Regions from separate parts of the Mus musculus genome. Here region 1 is linked to region 2. A link is a loop called in an ENCODE intact Hi-C map of the cell type or tissue named here. Cell type or tissue: gastrocnemius. All regions are shown on one strand. Each heading gives the region's core, and the rest is flanking DNA. Links, peaks and the distances in the headings are about the cores only.

What was found. A loop is a pair of places that touch in the nucleus more often than their neighbours do. Peaks named below come from ENCODE experiments on the same cell type or tissue, not always from the same donor. Only the 100,000 strongest peaks of a DNase experiment are listed, where the experiment ranks them.
Region 1: it touches region 2 in a loop (10-fold over the local background); 3 of 42 quality-filtered maps call a loop at or near these places.

The regions. Positions count from the first base shown.
Region 1 is chr9:32,923,345-32,931,629 of GRCm38, forward strand. It overlaps Gm27162 (predicted gene 27162), which reads right to left and starts at 5,622. Exons shown (of 4, transcript NR_131058.1): 1 at 5,533-5,622. In gastrocnemius, for the core only: no CTCF peak of the experiment used is centred there; no DNase peak of the experiment used is centred there; H3K27ac peaks cover 2,096 bases.
Region 2 is chr9:33,229,785-33,238,069 of GRCm38, forward strand. No RefSeq gene overlaps it. Among named protein-coding and RNA genes, the nearest start is that of Gm32171, 21 kb to the right of the region's middle. In gastrocnemius, for the core only: no CTCF peak of the experiment used is centred there; a DNase peak (open chromatin) is centred at 4,224.

The DNA.
Region 1 (8,285 bases), core at 1,228-6,227, 310 kb before region 2:
ACTTCACTCATGCTTTCTTTCCTTATGCCTTGGTGGGAATTGCTATGGGTAGTGGAGGGCCATGCTGGTATCTCTAATGGAAGTCGTTTAGAGTTAGTAGAGTTAGTTGTCAAAATGATGAAGGATCCCAGGGGCCAATATCCAGGGTACAACTGAGGCTGACTCTAGACTCTTCTGCTTCCTTTACTGCACCTCTCGCCCATTTCCAGATCCATCTCTATGTCAAAGGCTCTTCAGAAGCAGGGCTATATAACCCATTTCACACACACACACACACACACACACACACACACACACACACCCCTACACACACACACAGACAGACAGACACACACATACCTACACACACATACACACACCTACACACATACATACATACAAACACACACACACATACCTACACACACACACACACACACCCCCCTACACACACACACAGACAGACAAACACACACATACCTACACACACATACACACACCTACACACACCTACACACATACATACATACAAACACACACACACACACACATACCTACACACACACACACACACACACACACACACACACACACACGGAGTCCCAGTTGGTAATGATGAGGGCCCCCCAAAAATAGTAAAACAATATTTTAACTTCTAAGGAAGAAGAGAAGAGTGCAGTTTTCTTAGGGCCTCTTGACAGCAATAAGCTACAGACAGGTCTGTTAAGGCAAAGGAAAGGAAGAAGAAAGAGGCAGGCAATGAACCACTTTGAGACTTCCTTGTGACTAAGGCACTCCACTTTGTAGGTGTCTGTAGGCTTTTGGGCCTCTAGTATTGTTGGGGCAGGTGTCTGAGGGGAGATGGGGACTGTTTATTCCACAAGAGTAGCAGAGTAAACAGACTACTTGAAAAATTAACAAGGAAGGTGGTGGGAATACAAGAGCAGTTTTGGAACTACTCCTCACTAGAGCATTCATACTTTCCTATGGTTCATAAGCCAAGCCTAGAAGAGCGGTTTTAGACTTTGGTCAGGGATATAGGCATAAGATGTGGCTCTAATCTACAGCTCACATTGCTTTACCTGTTTTAGCTTGCCGGTAAGGCAAAGGCTGGTGACTTCGGGCTATTTAGTATTGAATGTCAGAGGTGTCACCCATGTCTATACTGGCCCAGGTCTGAACTTCTTTCATAAGCCTCATTGCCACGAGCCCCAGTTTCTTTACTTCCCCATTCGTCCATCCAATGCACACTCACATGTTTGTAACTCTGTGCCAACAACTAGTTCAGACTCTCCCCTGACACCCAGAGTGATGAATAAAACATCCTTTCAGGAGTTTAAAGTTTGAAGCCACCCCCTGGCATCTAGATAGAACATTTGATCAAAATTTGTCAACCTCTGTATTGACGCAATTTGCAAAGTGAAAACCAGTTTTGATGACTATCAGCAGTCTTTCTGTGACAATGAAATCTCTTGGTTGAAAGTCCAAAACCTTCCTTTGTTTCTTCTACCTGTGTCTCCAAGCCTCCTCATATGCCAACCAAGGCATTCACAGATCGGTTAATTGCTCCTTCACTATGCCCTACAGTTCTCCTCTCTGTCCCTTTGCTTCTGCAGTGATGTACATATAATCAGCTTAGCTGCTTTCACATTGTTTTCTGTATAGCACTCTGTCTGTCCAGTTACATTGAAAATTCTCATAATATGGGCTTTTTCTCATTCCTTATCTATTAACCTCGGTAACTAGCACCATTGAGCTTCAGTATGAAGCCAAATTGTAACCTCCTTTTTTCTTTCTGCATGATGTTACTGTGCATTCTGCTAGTCTGTTTATCAGTGTATACCAAATATCTGACGTGACTATGACTCATTTCTTGATATTTGTCTTATTTGATGCTGTCACTTGACCATACCGGAGCATCTGTTTTAGTCACCACTACATTTTCTGCACACCGCAGAGTACTGGGCAAAGTAATAGGCACTTAATACATGCGTCTTTCTTATCAATGAATGTATTGGCCAGCTGGGGAAGAAGTGACAATCTGTGCAATTTACAGTGTGACCAACATTGTGCCATATACAGGAATTACATGGTTTCCTTACCGTGTCCTAGATGTATCTTGGATTGCTAGGGAAATTGACAACAACATTGTCGAGCATGGTGCTAAGTAGATAGCTGCTAGGTGCCATGCTTTCCACAATAGTTGTGATTTGGCAGGGAGGCCCAAAACTGTGCGTTTTTACAATTTAGCTCATATGAATGAGAGAGGGGAGAGAAGAGTAGAGAGAGAATGAGAATGAGTGATAGGGAAACAATAACAAAAAGAAAAGGAGGAATAGAGAAGGGGAGGAGAGGGGAGGGGAGGAAAGGGGAGAGGATACTGTGTGGGAAATGGAGTTGAAAATCATTGCTTGTCCAGATCCCCTGCTCAAGGTCTCCTTATGCAGCCTTCATTTTCTAATCTATATCCAGAAACTGCCTTGAAAGTGTCAGCATGAACGTTCGTCCCTCATCCCATGTGTGCGCCACCCTGTAAGGAAGTTGCAAAACTGTAAAGGGTGCTAGTTTCCCACTGTATTGCATCCACACATGGGCAACTTGGGCAGCTTCCCACATTATGCCACTTCCCCAGTTTTCTCCGCAGCTCATACTCTTCTACGTCAATCTGCCCCTGTGTGAGAACCCTCTGTCGCGAAAACACTGCTTTCCACAAAGGCTGGGTCTCCAGTGACTCTCTTCCTGCACACAAAGCTGATGTTTGACCTGAATGTTGGGGTTAACAGGAATGAACCCAGATGACCTGCATTCTCTAAAGAACTGGGTCCTAAGACAATGGGCCACAGGAAGTTTTTTGATGAAAAATTTGATATCCAGAAGCTTTGGAGCTAGAAGTAGGGAGAGCAGAAGATGGTGGGAGGGCCCTTTAGTGGAACAACATGCTGTGTTAAGTACCAGGCCTGTTTACCTCAACATGGCTTTTAAAGGTCGGGCCACGTTCTTGGTATGTAGGAGACATCATAAGCTATCTTGGTTTCTGTTTTCATGTGAAGAAGCAAAGCTCTCTTTCTTCAGGGTGTGTCTTGTTGCCACAGTTTAGAAGTGTAACTGCACCTTTGAAAACAGAGTGCAGCTCTGCGGCTGCCTCTACCTTCTTTGATTCTGCTTACAGAAAACATAACACAGACTGAACAGTGTGCAGAAATGCTCAAGCCCAACCGTGAAGTATCAAGTGTACTGTGGTCACGAGTTTTATTTGTCACAAAAGGTGTGAGAAGCTCCACTCTTCCTCATTCTGTGAGCTTTTGTGTCTTGTTCTGGGGGAGTCACTTTTTGTTGCTGGGTGTTGGAGACTCTATGATCATTTTCCCTTTAGGGAAAAATTAACAGTGAATGTCAAGTCCTTAAAGTTAATCAGCATATATAATTGAAGCTAGGCACTTGATAGCATGTCCCTTCCTGTGAGAACGCCCTGACCCATGCCTTTGTTGTTAGCTTTGCTGCTTGTGCAGTTGGTCATCTTATGCCAACCTAGACTTGGGAGTTTTTCCTCTGCTTTCTGTGTGCTTTGTCTTCATTTGCAGGTATACGATCTAAAAGACCACCACCTCCACCATTGGTCTTTCTGCAGCACTGCTGGGAGAGCAAGGAATTCTGGTCCTGAGGCAAATAAAGTCTCATCTAATGAGTGGAGAACGAACATTTCCGCACTTATAATGACCACAATATTATTTTGTTTGTTTTGTTTTGCTAGGCAACAAACACAAGGGCTTCCTAGGCAAGCACTTACTATTGAGTTCTTAAACCAAAATGGTATACTTTAACTCTTACCAACAAGACAGACCAAAGGTATTTTGACTATTCAAGAGACCTAAGGGATGGCTCAGTGTCTAAGAACATTTATTTCTTTTTGCAGAAGACCGGGGTTCTATTCCCAGCACTCATGTGGTGGGTCACAATCATTTGTATTCCCAGTTCCAGAGATCTGACTTCCTTTTCATCTTCTGAGGGCACTAAGCATGTATGTGAGGTTCGTAGGTATATGTAGGTATTCACACATACACTTAAAATAAAAAAAAAATATATATATATTTTTAAAAGTTGATTTTTCAACATCTATTTGGAATTTCAGGAGAAACATAAAATCAAACCCCACACCAAACTTATCAAACAAACAAACAAACAAACAAAAATCTCAACTACTCAGAAAAAAAGGGAAAATTAATTTTTTTCTTTGAGGAAACAATCATAAATGGAAACCTGGTCCATTTCACGTGGTATTAACTAACGTTCAATTCCTATAGACCTCTTGTCTCCTAAACTAAGGCTCTGGGTCACTAATTCATCAGATTGGAGATGCAGGAGTTATCTGTCCTCCATCACAGTTCCTGCTGACAGCTGATCTCAAGATGGAAAGTCTCTCAATAATCTAACAGGGAGAAAAGAATCCAAATTTCACTGATACCTAGATGAGATCCCAAGACAGCGCCAGAGTGTGACTGGCAATTAATTAGACAGATAGCATCTTATATTTGGGAAGGACTCAGAGGTCTCTATCTCCCCCCCTGGTATAGAAACCCTTCCACAGCAGACTTGACAGTGCTAGGGTCTGGGCCCCTGCTCTGGGATTTTAATGGTCTGGATGAAACAATCCTAGCTCTCCTCTAAATGACTTGCCTCCAAGATACCAAATTTTTTGCCTGGAAGCTACCAGTCCATCTAGCTGAACTGGATCTGCACTCTGGAAATCTGACGAGTGTAGTTTCTTGTTCATTCATATGTTCAATTGCAGTCAGTTCTTAGACCTCTCTAAAAATAGCCCAACCTTAGTAAGGTAACCACTTACTTTATGGCTTTCATATCCATTGATTTTCGGGATTTTCTTCAGAGGGCACTTGTTTTCCCTGAATTTTGGGGGCATATTTGGAGTGTAATAGTATGTGTCTTATTTTTGCTGCTTAATCTACCCCAATGTTAAGGGGCTTGTGATGCTTTCATGGGCCATGAGCCTTATGCCAGAAAAGCTTTGTCTGCCAATATCTTGATGGTATTGGTACCCTCGGCTGGCTCTGTAGCCTACCACCCAATGAGAATTGGTTTTCTTCCTGTTTTACCTCAGAAGCCACACCACTAGTGAGGGAACCAGAACTCATCGTCAATATACACATATAAGTCACTTGTCGCCACGAAGTGCAGTTTGGGGCTTAGAAAGCTTTTTGCCTATCTAGTATTGCATCTCTTAAAACATAGAACAAAACAACCAGGTAAGTCATTTACCAGCCTCCTTGACAAATAGACCCTGAAGGAGATTGAGTGACATTTGGAAAGTTGGTAAAAAGCCACCAGTGTCAAATCAACTTCAAAAATTTTTTTCTTTTCTTTTTTTTTTTTTTTTTGTGGCTGCGCTCTGCTTAACCAGGCCACACCTGTTTTTAGAAACCACTGAGAACATTCTGCAGATAAACAGAGATGCCAGGTCTGACAGTCTCTAGGGCAACAAGATACTGATCATCATCACACATGTAAGAGACAGAGACACTGGTGGAAAACACTAACCTGGTTTTCTAGTCGTCTCAAGAGTTGTCACAGCAGGTGGCGCCGGCCCTGTCTAAAAGGGTTCAGGAGGTCCCATCCCATATGAACTGAGAGAGAGAGAGAGAGAAAGAGAGAGAGAGAGAGAGAGAGAGAGAGAGAGAGAGAGAGAGAGAGAGAGAGAGGAGAGAGGAGAGATCCTGGACTTGTAACAATCATTCAGAGCATCTGGAACTCACTCCTTCCTAAGACACAAAATCCACAGCTCCATATAGACTGCAACAGACTTCTGTTGGCTGATTTTCAGTCATGAAATTATGATTATGTGTAAACACAGACACACCCTGTTTTCTGAGCATTTCTGTCCATTTATCTTGTATTGACCTAGGTTATAGTTCTCCCTATTCTCTCTCTCTCTCTCTCTCTCTCTCTCTCTCTCTCTCTCTCTCTCTCTCTCTCTCTCTCACCTGTGACACTTTGTTAAGAGTATAGCAGATAGGCATTTTATGAGAAGTTGGTGACAGTGTGAGGAAGAAGCTTGACCTGATGACCTAGGCTGTCTGCTTTCCAGCTTGTAGTTTCCTGTAGGCCAAACCTCACATTCTGCACTGCTCATAGTCAAGACAGAGTTGTTGGAGAGAGTCACCCTGGCAAGGAGCCTTTCTAAGGTACTGATTGAACTGATATCACAAAGGTGATGAGAGCTAATCCATGACATGAAGCACCTTCAAAAGGGGAGGGGGAAATAAACGTCAATAATGGTATAGGTTTATAGTATGAAATTATGACCAGTAACAGAAAAACAAAGACTCAAGTTGGCTAGCAAGAGCTATCTTCTCAAAAGTTCTGATCAACATGAGCATTGGAGGAAGTCCAGTGAGGATGGAACGCGCAGCATCAATTGGCTGTGATGGTAAATCAAGTCCAGTTTCCTTTCAACACTGTGGAGACACCCCAATGCCAATCTCTAAAATATCAATCTTGGAAGATTGGTTCCCTATTTTATTCTCAAAAGAAAACATAGTATATGCAAGTGAAGATACAGTAAGCGTCTTAGTCATCCAGCCAAGCAGTGTTTCAGGGGCTCATGTTCTCCATGCATCCTGTCGGTCTATGCTTTTCTTCACTAGTCATTGAACACACCACTCATGCACGTATCCATCCATCTTGTTTCAAAGGATGAGATCACATTGTATGGTGCTGTTTTGTAACTTGGTGTTTCACTGGAACTATAGTCTGATATTTGTGCATGTTGTTCAAATATTTGATGTTATTTGTGGCAATGTTATATGTGCATGTATTCTACCTGTCATGGATTAATGGACATTTAGACTGACTCTGGGATTCATGTGTGTGTGTGTGTGTGTGTGTGTGTGTGTGTGTGTGTGTGAGTGTGTGTGTGTGTGATTTAGACTGACTCTGGGATTCGTGTGTGTGTGTGTCTGTGTGTCTGATTTTTCTTTTCCTTTGTTCCTTTTTAAAAGTCTTTGTGTTTTATGTGTGTATGTACAGAATTGCATGCTGTTCACCAAGAATGTACAGGAGCAGCCAGAGACCAGAAGAACCCATAGGAGTCCTTTAAACTGGAGTTATAGACTGTTGTGAGCTGCTAGATGTGGGGCTGCGAACCTAACCAAGAGACTCTGAAAAATCTTTACGTGCTCTTCTTAATTGCTGAGCCATCTCTTCAGTCTGTCTGTCTGCCTTCTTTTTTCCATCCTTTCTTCCTTCCTTCTTTTCTTTTTTTCTTTCTCCATCTCTTCTTCCTCCTCCTCCTTCCCCTCCCCTGCCTCCCTCCCTCCCACCCCCTCTCTTTACTTCCTTTTTTCTTATGTTTGAACTTTTCTTGAATATCCTTGTGAGAATTTTCTTAATATTGTCCTTGGAAAAGTTTGTGGAATTCTCTGTCAGCAGTACACATACATATATGAACCTTTTTCTTGTTTTAGTTTACTATGAAGTATGGCTGAAGCTCAAAAAATGATATGATGCATATCTACTTAGTTATTTCATAAATGTCACTATTGAAAAACAAGAAAGATTCAGGGGAAGTAATTGATTAGATCTTGAAACTTGGTTAACACTATGGCAGTTATTTTTGCATAATATTTAGAATCAGGTCAGAGCAGTCTCACCCCAAGGCACATTTACATCCTAAGAGTTAAGCAAACATTATTGCTCATAAAGAGGGAAAAAAAGTAAGAGCCTCAAAAGAATATATTATTTTAAGAAAAAGATACTGATATGTCTTGGTAAAAATATTAAAATGCAATTTTTTTTCCAAACAGTGGCTTCTGGCTTTCAGTTGGCCTCTTTGGCTGACCTTTCTCTCTGCCTTTCTATGTCTCCAAATATCCTCATACCGACTCCTGTAAGCTCCATGGTCATGTTCCATCCCTGGAGACTGTCAAACACTCCCTTTTCACTCCTGGCTTCCTAAAGCGGCAACACTTTGCTTGGTGAAACTGGCTGTCTAGGTCTCATCCCCGCTCCCCTGTGGAGTGACTGTGTGACCTTGCAAGAGCCTGAGCCACCTGGGCTCTGGTTTCCTTCTTTGTCAAAAGTGGCTTCCAGTAGAGCTGTGAACTGGAAGTCAGTGAAGACTTGCAGTTGGTACGCACTCTGCTGGACCTTGTTCAGTCAGCACACATCTCCCGCTGTAGCTAATTCCTCATTCTGAGCCTGGTTTGGCTATACTGCTCCGTGAAGGACTAGGGGCGGCTTCACTCTGAGAATAACTTTAAGAGTATTTACTGTAATTCTAAGCCCTGGAGGCC
Region 2 (8,285 bases), core at 1,457-6,456:
TGTATAAAATGACACTGCATCCTGGAATCTTGTTTTCTTATTTACCAGTGACTTTTCAAGTTGCATTGATGAAGCTGATACTGCAGTCTCACCTCTGGCCTGAGCTTCGGGAGAAACAGAACATACTGTATACTATAACATCACCTATGAGAAGGCCTCACTGGAATCTCTCCAGATAGACTGGTGATTTAAGAACTAGGTGAGTATGCTGATCATAGGCCTGAGCTTTCCCTGCATTTTATAAACCTGCCAAATACACTGGCACATACAGTGTAGCACATGCCTTCAATCCCATACCTGGGGGAGGCAGAGGGAGGCAGATCTCTGTGAGTTTCAGGCTATCCATGGTTACATAGTGAAACCCTGTCTTATTTCAAACATTTTTTTATTTCATTAAAATATAACACACCGTTTCCTTCTTTTTCTTCTCCTCCCTCCAAACCTCCCTGTGTTTCATCTTCCTCCAAAACTCATAGCTTCCTCTTCTTTAACTATTTTGTAACATATTTATACAGACAAATACGCCTATAAATGTCATCTCCTGTTTCCATTCGCTGTTGCCTGCATGTGTATGCTTCTGAGGCTGAACACTTGCTATTTGTTAACCAATCAGGATGCACATCCCCAGCGAAGGCTAACTACTCCGCTCTCAGCATTTGCTCATTGTTTGTAGCTCTTGAGGTGGGAGTGGGGCTCATGAGGTTTCTCTAATCTACCTAGGATGTCAACTGATTCAAATCTTCTTCCAGCAGCCATGTTGTTGAGATTTCCTGGGTGCTACTTTCATGTCCTAATGACAAGGCCCACTCTCACAGCAGACGTTTTGGTCCACTGGTTCGTACAACCTTTCTGTCCTCACTTGCAAGATGTACCCCGAGACTTACGGTCAGGAGTTGTATTGTAGATATCTCAAAGTGGTTGAGTACCCTAAGACCAGTTGTTCTCTACATTTTGACTGGTTATTGTTTTCTGTAATGAGTCCTGGTTTTAAATGATAGGAAGATAGAGAGCTCATCTTGGTTAGGGAATTCCACAAGTTTGGAGGAAGACTGAAAAATTTCAGTAAAATGAAGAAAATTCACAAAAGCCAGCAACAAGAAGAGTTGATAAATGCTACCATTAAAAATAATAAAGCGGGGTGGGTGGGTATGGGGGACTTTTGGTATAGCATTGGAAATGTAAATGAGCTAAATACCTAATAAAAATGGAAATAAATAAATAAATACCAAAATAATAATAATAATAATAATAATAATAATAATAAAGCTGTAGGAGAGCTGGCCCTACAGGGTAATGCTGATGGGTAGGTACCACTACGATGAACAAGCTTGTGGTGGAGAGATGGGAGAGAAAGAGAAGTGGAAGGGTTTGTGTGCTATGAGGAGAGGTGAAACTGGAGATGTGAGAGTGGTGAGGAACAGCCTGATGTGTGCTTAGACTGCATTGCCACCTGGGGCCATAGTGATGCCCTGTGCTGCCACCAAGGGCCATTACTGGAGCCATGGCCCTACAGTAGTGGTGGGGGTCTATGTTAATGTCTATTGCTCATGTTACTACCAAAGATCATGGCGACCTCCCCGATCTAGGCTGCCACCCGAGGGCTCTTCAGAGCTGGCTCCACCCCTCACCAGCTGTGGTACTTGGTAGAGTTGGAGTCTCCACCTCCCTCCACCCGACCCAACTGTCTAAACAGGCAGCACAGCAGAGCTGGCCTTTAGCATGGGCTCCCATGAACCAGGGCATTGGAGAGATGACCATTTGCCCTGCCTCTTGGTGCCTATGGCAGGCAGGAGAGCTGACCCAACCCCTTGCCTGGGCAGCATAGTAGAGGTGGCCCTGGCAACATGGGTGTGAGAGCATTGGTGGGCTAACTAACTCACCTACCATCCAGGCCCAGATCCAGGGCTTTGAGTTGGCCCACCCCAACACCTACCCCATCTATGAACTGCTGGAGCTGATTGGGCAGAATCAAAGCTGCAGGGCTTCCAGGGCACAGTGCAATTACAAGATACTGGAGATGAGTCCTGGTGATGATCCATTATTGATTATGTAAGTCAAAGCCAGAGGCTTTGAATCAGACCAATGACTCATTGCAATGAATATTGCAAGTAAAACTGTTTGGAGGAAAAAGATATGCTGTGGGACACACTGTCACATAGCACAGCTTTAATATCAAGATTTTTGTTTGTTTGCTTTCTTTTGGAAGGGAGATTACAAGGGGGGGTAAAGGAGGAGGGATGGAGAGATGAGTAGGATTGGGGTGGATGATGAGAAATTCACAAAGAATCAATAAAAAGTAAAAAAACAAATGTAGTTATTTGGATTAGACAAAGTGGAAACTTTTAAATTGTAATCTTGATTAATACTTGGGTATTTGACTAAACACTCCTTTTTGTATATTTGTTTTTGTTTTTGTTTTTTTGTTTTTGTTTTTTGTTTTTTTTTTTTTTGATTTTTTGTTTTTTTGGGCAGGGTTTCTCTGTGTAGCCCTGGATGTCCTAGAACTCACTCTGTAGACCAGGCTGGCCTGGAACTCAGAGATCTGCCTGCCTCTGCCTCCCTTGACTAAGCACTCTTAGTCAAAGTTTCAGATAAGACAACTGAGACTTAGTTTAAGAAATGTATGCAGGAATCTGCTTGTTAAACAAACTAAACCTGTATAAATCAGAGGATCTCTCTGTGCCTCTTGTCTCTCCTGTCTCTCTCTGTCTCTGTCTCTGTCTCTGTCTCTCTCTCTCTCTCTCTCTCTCTCTGTGTGTGTGTGTGTGTGTGTGTGTGTGTGTGTGTGTGTGTGTATCTGAAGACAAAGTCTCACTCCTTGGCTTTGGCTGGACTGGATCTCACTAAATAGATTAAACTGTTCTCCGTTGTGCAGTAATTCTGCTTCTGCTTCTCTGGCGCTGTAATTACCAGTGTGTGTCATCATGTCCCACTCTGAAGGTACCCTCTCTGCTACGCCACTGGAGGGTGACCTTTCTTTCCATGGGGACTGTCAGTACTTAATGTATTATTAAATGTAATATTTAATGTGACATAGTAGCCACTGTGTCCACCTCATGCTAATTTTCATCTGCTTAACCTTTTGTCTGACACATTATGCATCAGTCAGTGTTCTTTTATCTTGCACAGAATCTAATGTGCATTGTATCAAGCACTAATACTAATGAGCAGCGATTTACAATCAGTTGTTTTAATCTCAGCAAAATGGTTCCCAAGACCCAAGGGACCACCACTGGTTGATTTATTGTACAACCCACTCATCACAAAGTTCTGTGCCTTTGATTTTCAAATAAAAGATAATCATGATTTCAAGCATGGCACCCTTGGAATGTCATTATCTTCTTAGGATTCAGAAAATGTCAGAAGGAGTTAGACCCCTGTTAGAGTGGTGCCTGGAACACAGAAAGTCGCCAGTCAATGTTATGTAGTATTATTATCTTTAGTTAAGACATTATGACATAATAAAGCTATACCAAGGTGAGACAGGTATATGGCATGAAAGATAGATAGTAACAACCGTCAATAGTCTTCTACGGTAGCTATCCTGATGATCTTCCAAAAAATTTCACAGGAAAACCATTACTTAACCTTTGAGTAGGTTCTAAATTTTTTTGTTAGGCTTAAAAGACTTCCTTAATGTTTGCAGCATAGGATTTCTAATACAAACTACTTTAACCAGACTTTTATTTATTTTCTTTGTAAGAGATACTCATGCATCAAATGAAGGAAGAGCCTTTGCTTCTGTAGGAATTTATATTGCATGAAAATATTGCCCCAGGCTCAGTCCCTGCTAACAGTAATTTTCACAGAACTTACATAGGATTTTCACACAAATTATTTTATCCTTTAGAACGCTGTGATGGAATGGCTGCAGCAATTTGCAGATGGGGAGACTGAGAAGGAGAGGTTAAATAACGCACAGGAGCACGGGAATAAAGAGTCCACATATTCCATCAGCATGAAGTCAGGGAGATGCTGAAACCCAGCCTCACATCCGTGGGTGTGAAGCCATTTCTAGCGCTAATTATCATAACAAATTGGGGCGAAGCTACTTCAAAACAATGGGTTATTATGCTTGGATAACAGCAAATAATGGATCTTTACCAAATTAGTACATGTATAATGCGCTTGAAAATTGAGAAGGGTTTTCGTTGTGTGATTGGCTGCAGGGCTGAGAAGCTCATTTCCCTGCTGTGTGGAGCCTTGCTGACAGCCCACTCCATCAGGGCCTCCCACTGTGCGGCCTTATGCTGCTCCCACTCCCCCAGTTGATTCCCCCAGAGGAGCTCATTTATCCCATAGGAATGCGGACTCACACCCCAGTCTAAGGCTTTGTCTTTTACTACATCTTAAGTCAGGCATGCAACAAGTCTGGGAGCAGATACCTTGAATCAGAAGCTGGCAAGACACCCCCAAGGCTCTCTCCTAGTGACCTATGTCTGCTAGCTAGGCACTAGGTCCCAAAGATCAAATAATCTCTTCGAACAGGATGACCAGTTGCGCACCGAGTATTCAAATGCCTGAGATCGTGAGGGACATTTCACATTTACATAATCACAACTCTATATGTTTACCGTCTCAGGAAAGGAGCACTAATTCCCAATCATGTCTGGTAGCACTCCCTAGTTTCTTCATTTCTCTCTACCACTTATTCCTATCCATAGTCACAGTATGTCACAATAATTGTGCCGACTTTAATGTGACTGAGGAGTTTAAGGTTGGCAAGACTATCAGCAGAGAGAACAAATGCTAGTGAAACACTTTTAAACATACAAACCTCCATTATAGAGACTATGAGCTGATTTGTTTCTATTCATAAAAAGATATGTCCCACAACGTAACTTTTATCCAGACATTTTTTCTACTCAAAAAATAAATTCTCAAGAGTTAATAATATTTAATTATAAGAACTATCTTAGTTTGCGTTTTATTGCTGTGAAAAGACACCATAGCCATGGCAAATCTTATAAAGGACAACACTTAATTGGGGCTGATTTACAGTTTCAGAATTTCAGTTCATTATCAGCATAGCAGGAAGCATGGCAGTATACAGGCAGACTTGGTGCTGGAGGAGCCATGAGTCCGAACTACATCTTGATCCAAAGGCAGCCATGAAGAGGGGCTTTCTTTCCACACTGGGTAGAGCTTGAACACTATGAGATCTCAAAGCCCACCTACACAGTGACATACTTTCTTCAATAAGGCCACACCTACTCCAAAGGCCACATCTCCTAATAGTGCTACTTCTCATGGGACAAGCATGTTCAAACCACCACATTCTACTCCCTGGCCCATAGGCTTATTCAAACACATGAGACTATGTGGACAAAACATAGCCATAGCATAATGTAAAATATATTTAGTCCAACTGGAAAAGTCCCCATAGTCTATCATAGTCTCAACATTGTTTAAAAGTCCAAAGTTCAAAATCTTTTTTGAGATTCATGCAATATTTTTAATCCCCTACAAATTCAAAATCAAAAAGCAGATCACATACTTCCAACATCACAGAATGTACATATACATCACAAAATGTCATAGTGAGGAAATACTAGACCAAAGCAATACATAAGAAAACCAGCTGGGCAAACTCCAAACTCTGCACCTCTATGTCTGATGTCAAAGAGCTTTTTTTATCCCCAAATCCCTTCACCTTTGTTGACTGTTACTCGACTCTTTCTCTTAGGCTAGTTTTACTCCCTGTTTGCTAGCATCTTTCCTCGGCAGTTATCTCATGGGTCTAGCATCTCTAATATCTTGGGGTCTTCAAGATGACTTCAACTTCACAGCTTCATATTCCAATGTCTGCGATCTTCTGGGCTCCTCCAAAGGGCTTGGATAACTTCTCTAGCTCTGCCCTCTATAGCACTTTAGGCTCTGACTGACTCCTCTCAACGCTGCTGCTGTTCTTGATGGGTCTCTATTATGCTGGGGTCTTCCTCAGCAACTAGGCTGCACTATAAGCATCTCAAAGTTTCTCTTCATAGTGCCAAGCCTCGACTTCTTTGCATGATCACTTTAGTCCTAAGCAATCAATTACATCTGAGGCTACACCTTCACCAACGGACTTTTCTGTTCTCGTACAGTGCCAAGCCTCAGCTGTTCTCCATGACCCCTTCATACTCTCAAAAACAGTATCACCTGAGTGATTCTTACATATTACATATTATCAAGCCCATCTGCCAGCAAGATATCTATCTCTGGAACATAGCTTCTTTGTGCTCCTAGAAAACACTTCCCAAAAGATTTTACCACAGTGATGCTGATCTTTACTTCATCACTATTAATTTTTTAGGTCTAGATAATCAGCATTAACTGTCTCAGTAACCTCTTCTACTCTTCATTCTACAGCCAAAGCCACATGGCTGAAGGTGCCAAATTCTGCTGCTTGCTGGGACTGAATATGACCTTGTTTTATTCCATCTTCACCAGTTTTCTGGCTTTAATGTTTCCTTTACTGTCTAAGCTTGACTGTTCTTGAACTTGCTCTGTAGACTGATTTTGAACTCAGAGATCTGTAAGCCTCTGCCTACCTAGTGCTGGGATTAAAGGTATGTATTAGAACTTGTAGACCAAATCTGAAATTTGCTCTGTATCAGGTTGGTCTTGAACTCAAAGATCTGCTTGTCTCTGTCTCCTGAGATTCAAGGCATGTACACTATGCCTAAACATTTCCTTAATTTATTTTCACAAGATCTTTATAAGTTCTAGATTTTGTTCATTCCAGATATTTTCAAATTGACACCCAAGAATAGCCATCACAATTCATCCCTTGTCAATTTAACATACTATCACATCTCCTTATGTCCAAATGAAAACAAAAGCGGTGTCATGATCACACCTTACATAACTGTCCATTGTTCTGCTGTAAATGCATAAACAATAAGCTTACTTGAGTAGGACCTTGCCCAGAGGTCACTGCTCCCTTAATCCCATTTAATATCCTTAGGATTTAGTTCAGTTCCACTTCCTGGTGCCCCTTTAATCTTTGAACCATATATTTTGTGCTTTTATTTCTAAGCATGCTGTGTTTGATTTAAACACTCCTCCAAAGAATGAATCAGAGGACAGAGTTCAAACTAGAGTTTTTTGTTGTTGTTGTTGTTGTTGTTGTTGGTGGTGGTGGTGGTGGTGGTGGTGGTGGTGGTGTGTGTGTGTGTGTGTGTGTGTGTGTGTGTGTGGATGAATGCAATTAATCTATAGCTCTTTATTTTAGCCTCAGGCAGAGTCTTTGAAATATGGCAAAAAGCTGTCACAGTCTTCATCAAAATATCACAAGAATGATCTTTAGCAACATACTAAAATTCTTCTCCTCTGAAACCTCTTGAACTAGGCCCACACAGTTCAAATCACTCTTAGCATAACTGGCTTCCTTATTTTTACTAGGATGGCTCATTAATCCCCCACTTAACGCATTCTACTGCCTTCCAAATCCAAAGTTCCAAAATCCATACTCCTCCAAACAAAAAGATGGTCAGGCCTTTCACAGCAATAGCCCAGTCTCTGGTACCAACTTTTGTCTTAGGATTTTATTGATGTGAAGAGACACCATGACAAAGGCAACTCTCATAAAAAAAAGTATTGGGGCTGTCTTACAGTTTCAGAGGTTCAGTTCACTATCATTATGGCAGGAAGCATTGCAGTATGCAGGCAGACTTGGTGCTGGAAGAGACAAGAGTGCTATGTTTTGATCCAAAGGCAGAAAGGAAGAGAGGCTCTCTTTCCATACTGTGTACAGCTTGAACACCAGGAGACCTCAAAGCCCACCTACATAGTGACACACAATCTCCAACAAGGCCATACCTCCTAATAGTTATACTTCCCATGGGCCAAGCATATTCAAACCACCACATAGACTTATTCCAAAAGGATTTCATCATATCTTATTTTACAGAAGGAAAAGATATTTTGGCGAGGGGGTTATGAAGATGACAAATGACTCTTAAGTAAGTTGATAGGGTAAATAGCAATTTAGACACAAGGTCTTAGATTCCTAACTTTAGAAGCCTTGGGAGTTGGGTCAGCAGCAAGATTCTAAACATTATGATTGGAAGTTAGGGTATAAGGGACTTTAGGTTTAAATTTTGAGAGAAGATTATTAGCACCAGGCACTACATAGATTACTGGATATGTGGGTAGACTATTTCAAATATACTGGGACTAAAATGTAACTCATCGTCACTTCATCTACAACTGACTATAGAACATGCCTCCTTTGTCTTAAAATTATTGTTGATGTTATCATCATCATTATTCTTGATGGTTGTGGGCTTTATTTTTGCTCA